2 separate regions of the Homo sapiens genome follow, and region 2 is linked to region 1. Evidence: chromatin contacts called from ENCODE Hi-C or POLR2A ChIA-PET data. All regions are on one chromosome and are shown on one strand. The core of a region is the stretch at or near the end of the contact, and the rest is flanking DNA. Distances in the headings are between cores, read along the strand shown.

Evidence for each region. Hi-C counts contacts between places; a loop is a spot of excess contacts on that map. ChIA-PET counts read pairs that join two places held with the same protein, here RNA polymerase II (POLR2A). Pooled maps may share reads with other maps.
Region 2: a map of naive thymus-derived CD4-positive, alpha-beta T cell shows a loop between it and region 1 (11-fold over the local background). The contact joins the promoter of GYPC here to the promoter of CLASP1 in region 1. A Hi-C loop is called at or near these places in 1 of 168 maps with a recorded cell type or tissue (naive thymus-derived CD4-positive, alpha-beta T cell) and 11 of 50 pooled maps. POLR2A ChIA-PET finds 5 or more read pairs at or near these places in 1 of 52 experiments (OCI-LY7).

What each region holds. Positions count from the first base shown.
Region 1 is chr2:121,648,157-121,650,856 of GRCh38, reverse strand. It overlaps CLASP1 (cytoplasmic linker associated protein 1), which reads left to right and starts at 1,395. Exons shown (of 41, transcript NM_001395891.1): 1 at 1,395-1,485. NIFK-AS1 (NIFK antisense RNA 1) reads right to left here and starts at 1,203. Exons shown (of 4, transcript NR_037857.1): 1 at 476-1,203; 2 at 175-389. RefSeq lists enhancers at 885-1,154, 1,186-1,812, 1,813-2,441.
Region 2 is chr2:126,654,767-126,657,466 of GRCh38, reverse strand. GYPC (glycophorin C (Gerbich blood group)) reads right to left here and starts at 1,309. Exons shown (of 4, transcript NM_002101.5): 1 at 1,155-1,309. The coding sequence starts at 1,203. RefSeq lists enhancers at 30-279, 1-576, 1,370-1,659 and a silencer at 910-1,279.

The DNA.
Region 1 (2,700 bases), core at 146-2,645:
TAGCTTAGCCTCTCCGACCATACCTCCTAAGACCCTGAGGATCAGGGGGCATTATCTCATAGTTCTCCCGCACTTCTCTCCCATCCCAACACATACACTAGCAAGGAGCTCCGCACACAAGCTCCTCCAGTAAAAACAACGCACTGGGCAGTGCATCTCAACACATCAAATTACCGGCGTGCATAGGAGCCTGATGCGGCAAATCTGTGGGTCCTTCGGGATCCTTGAAGGCAGCCCTATAATTTGCATTTTTCTACGCTCCAAAACACTTTCCGGGCCAGATGCGGTGGCTCACTCCTGCTGTCCCAGCACTTTCGAAGACCCAAGACGGCGGATCACTTGAGGTCAGGAGTTTGAGACAAGGCTGGGAAACATGGTGAAACCCATCTCTACAAAAAAATACAAAAAGTAGTTGGGGGGGGGTGGTGCACGCCTGTAATTCCAGCTACTCGGGAGGCTAAGGCAGGAGGATCACCTGAGCCTGGGAAGTCGAGGCTGCAGTGAGCCGTGATCGCGCCACTGCACTCCATCCGGCCTGGGCGACGGCGGTGAGACCCTGTCTCAAAAAAATAAAAGCCACCACTTTCCCACTTATTATCCCAGGGAAACGCACGCGACGGAGGAGCGAAGGAGCGTTTATTTGTGGAGGCGCTCAAGTAAGAAACCCTGCTCGCTGGCCGACTCAAGGGTCTCCAAAGCCTTCTCTGGGCTGTCTCCCCTCCCCAAAAGGCAAAGAACCGTTAACAAGTTTACTTCCGGCACAAGCGTCCGCGCCTGCTCGGAAAAGGGAGCGTGGACACACAGCTCTGTTACGGGAAGTCGCAGGGCACAATTTCCTTCATTGCAGTCGCCCTCTGGGCGGACGCCCTAACCCAGAAGTGAAAGACCGTTTCCTTCGAGTATCAGACCCCCGACCAAAGGAAGTTCCACTTGGACGACTTTTACCCAGGGTTTCCCGATTCCTCTTTAGCTCTTCCTATCACGCTCCCTGCTTGCTGGTGCATTGTTGCTGTGGCCACTTAGTTCCGACCTTCCTTGTCTAACTCGAGTTTTGTCGCAACTTTCCAAGGGGCCTAACCACAACCTTTTCCGTAAAAAAAAACAAAAACAAAACCTTTACCCTACGGGTCCCCATCAGGGTCAACTAACGTTCTCCGTGAGGGGCAAAGCTCCCGGGGACTTTACGCCAGCGAAGCCTAACACGGCCAGGCCAGCGCCTGCGCGGGGCGTTACCATAGAGAGGCAGCCGCCTCTCTGGTCTCGGTTTACGCTCTCTATGGTGTACCCGGGTTGGTGGCGGTAAGAAGAAAAAGGGTGACCGCACTGCGCAGGCGCCCTCGGCGTCTCTCTCGCTCTCTCGGTCTTTTTTTTTTTTTTCTTTTTTTTTTTTTTTAATCCCCGCACCAAGCGCTTAACCTCATTGGGGTGGAGGAGAAGGCGGCGGCTCTCTGGTCCGCAGCGGCAACAGTAACGAAAAACAGGGCTGTAAGTACCCGGTCAGGGGGCGGAGGGTCAGACCCGAGCCCTCTCGCGGCCCTGGCCCCTCCCGCGCAGTGGCGGGCGCCGGGTCTGGGTGGGGGCGATGTCCAGCGCTGTCATCGGCTCTTGGGTGCACTTTGGGGGGATGGGGCGGCCCTGAGGTGGGAGCCTGGCGAGGAGCGGGATGCGAGGGTTGTTTATCCAACCAGTAGGTCGCTGAGCCCAGGCTGCTTTGCAGAGGGAGGGGATCGGCCCTGGGGTCAGTCGGGCTTTGTGTGCCCCTCTCTGTTTCCCTTTTCCAGACCCCACCCGGGCCCCCTTCCTAACCCGAGTCTCCCCTGCCGGGTGGGAGAAGCCAGCGAGCCCGGGGCGCGTTTGAAAGGAAGGGAGGGGGCGAGGGAGAGAAACCCACAACAACTAGTCATTGGCGAGTGATGGGTGTGAAGAAAGATCCAGAGAGAAGGGGTGCCGGGAGGCGGGCGGCCCGGGCTCCCGTCCTGGGCTCCCAACCGGGCCAGACAAAAGCTGCGCGAGCGGCGCCGAGCGGAGCGGCCGGCTTGATGGGATGCACAAGGTCCCCTTGGTTCCCGGGGCCTTCGAAGAGCTTCTTTCTGAAGCTGGGAAAGCGAACAAGTGCTGAGTTAAGCCTGTGCAGACTTCTCAACTTGCCTTTGTTGTTCTTTGGTATTGGCAGAGACGCTCTGACGAAGATGAGTGTGTGATCTTGCACGTTAGCCTGGCTAGGTACAATGGAGCTAATCGAATTTTGCTTTCCGTTTTCCGAGCTGCTGGGATGAGTATGGGGCTTTCCAGAGTTTAAATTATTACATAATATTTTTAAAATAGTTGTTTGCTTCTAAAATTAAAAAAAATTAATGTGGAGTCTGAAAGCACGCTGTGGTGAGTTTGCAGCTGAGTTTGCAGCTGGGTGAGTTTCTGTGTAGTGGGGTGCGTTCATTAAATACTGACCATTCGTAGAACCTGTGAGCTCTTTAAACATGATACTTTCATTTGTAGATGTGGCAATGAGAGCTTCAGATTCTCTAGTCCTTTGGGAGACCGTGATGCAGAAGAGTCAGAAGCGAGAAATAGTTTCATGCCGCCATGTACCTTGGACCCTATTTGGGTGCCACAGTCCGTTTTCAATTCTGGCATTAGAAATTGTTTTTATTACTACGATTATTTACGACGGTAACTGACCTCTCGATATGAGGGATCCTG
Region 2 (2,700 bases), core at 60-2,559, 5.0 Mb before region 1:
CTTCGTGCTGCTGGATGAGTTATCTCCTGTTATTATTCCTACTTTCCTACTTTGCAGATGAGGAAACTGGAGCTAAGAGAGGCTGCCTTGTTTATAGGCAGTGCAGATGATCCCAGTGCAGACTGAGGGGCCTCGCTCCCAAGCACCACTGATGCCTGCGCACTCCCAGGCTGACGCAAGCACAACCACAGGCACATGGAGTGCCGTGTACACACGTAGACCGAAGCAGCACTCCTCCACGCCAAGCTCCAAGCTCAGGCGGGGTGAGGGGTGAGGCCTCACAACCCCCTGGATTTCAAAGACTTATAAAAGAGTTGGTGTCTCCAATACCCATATCATTATCATATCAATAAGGTATCATTGTCACATGATAGGCTCAGGGTATCTCCTCTCTGACAGACTCTAAGAATCAGACCGCGGCAGGGTGGGGGTAAGAGGGATGTACATTACGTTTTTTGGTAAAATCAAATGGTAGTTTTTATTGCAAAAGTCCAACGGCAGAGGAAGAGGGCAGAGAGAGGCCCAGCAATGTTTCCAAGCATCTACAAAGACTTTCATCACAGATGATTTCCTCTCAGCAAGAAAACGTGATGGTTTAAAAGAGAAAACCAGCAGCGAGGAATTACAAATCCCCAAAGGATCCAGGCCGCAGGATTCCCTCGCATCTGTGTGCCTTTGCGGCGCCCAGCGGAGCGAGCAAGTCCCTGGGCAAGGCTGGAGTTGCCTGGAGTTCACCGGAGCCTGGCCGGTCGGACCCTGGCTGGGGAGCAGCACAGAAGCAACTTGTGATGTGAACTCTCACCTAACTGTTCTTTAGGGAGACAATTCTGGCCCCACACATTTCACATGCCCCGCACAAAGAAACAGAAAGCGGGCGACACGCCCTGGGAGGGCGGGCTGGCGGCTTCTCCAGCTCGGAGCGCGTGGAGGCTGCGCGTAGGGGTCCGGGACGCGGGACAGGGACTCCGCGCAGCCCAGGCGCCGGGGAACCGGGGCTGGAGTCGGGGATCTGAGCCCAGCGGACGCCTCCTCCGCCTGGAGGCCCGGCACGGACCGGGACACCAGGGCGTCCGTGGCCGTGGCTCGGCCCCTGGCTGCTGCGGGCCGCGGCCTCCAGTGGGTCCCCAGGACCCTTCCCCACGGCGGGTACTCACCGAGGCTGAGAGGCCACGCCGTGCTGTTGGGGCTTCTCGTCGACCACATTCCTGGGCGTCAGCCCGGGCAGAGACCGCGGGGACTGGCCAGGCCGGGCCAGGCCGGGCCGGGGGAGGGTCGCGCTCCCGGGCTCCTGACCCTCGGCGGCGAGAGGAAGCGGCACCTGGGTCACACTCCTCCCGCGCGGGCCGAGGGGAGGGGCTCTGGCCCGGAGATAGGCAGACTTCATTTATTTTTTTTCTGCAGACTTGGCTGGTGGGGTTTCCACCCCCTTTTTTTTTTTTAAACACACACCCGCCCACTTCTGAACTCTTCTTTGCTCCAACTTTCCTGCGCAAGAACCACGCTTTTCTAACCGTTTCTCTTTCCATCTGCCACTACCGGATACAGAGGTTGTGGTTGAGAATTCCCCCTGGAGTGCAGGGAAAACTCCCCAATGTGACATGATGGCCTGGCCCAGCACTGTCGGGGATGGTGACCAAATAGGGCAGACCTGTGTTGAAATCTTGGCTGGCTGCGCGGCCGCTGGATAGCTGGGCGGCCTCTCTCAGCTGCGGGGCATTTGTCCCTGGAGAGAGTCCCTGTCTTGTTGGCCTTTGGGGGCCCTGTACTCATGGATGGGCTGTTGAGCAAAGATCATTCCAAAACAGGAAGAATTGCTGGACAAGAGTCGTGATTTGTTCCCATTGCTTTTGTCTGAAGCTGCCAGACACAGTGCAGTTTGTGAATTCGCTCTACTTTTGCCATGAAAATCTCCACGTGGATTTCGATACATACCTTTGTTGGTTAAATGCAGTCAAATGGCACCACCTACAAAAAATGTATCATAGCATTATCTGCCCCTTCTGCCCAGAGACAAGGGCAGGGAACTTGAGGCCCTTGTTTTAAATCCCCACCCAGGGGAACACCCTGTGCTTCTCCTGTGTGATGTCTGAACCTTCCTGTGCTGCTTTTCATTGTTTACTTTATAGTTCCCCAAGCACTTTTGTGACGCCCACCTCTCCCCTACCTTCTGCCATTAAGGCCTATCCTGCACAATCCGGAGAGCCAGGCCAGCTGTCTGTACAATGTATGGGCGGTGCCTTTGGGACTGTCATCTGCATTGAATACAATGAGAGGCTGCGCCCTGGAGATTTGCAACACAGAGGCTTTGCTCACCTCTAGCCGGGCTGCACAAACTCCAGGCCTTCTTGACGCAGTGGGAAAGCACTCATGATTCACTTTAGTTAGATCATGAAGAACCCCCGATGCTGATAGATCTTTACTCCAACTGCCATGTGCAGCACAGCCATGTTGAATTGAAATAAACTACTCACAGAATGCCTTTGGCCTGGTGGGGAAGCCCTGAGTCTTGATTTCCTCATCTATAAAATGGAGGCAAGAACACCTGCATTCCGGGGTTTTACAGAGGCAGTGATTGTAGAATCACAGTGGGAACAGAAAAGGCATTTAATAAACAGCAATGAGTAATGATTAATTTATTTTTATTTATTTATTTATTTATTTTTCTGAGACGGAGTTTTTGCTCTTGTTGCCCAGGCTGGA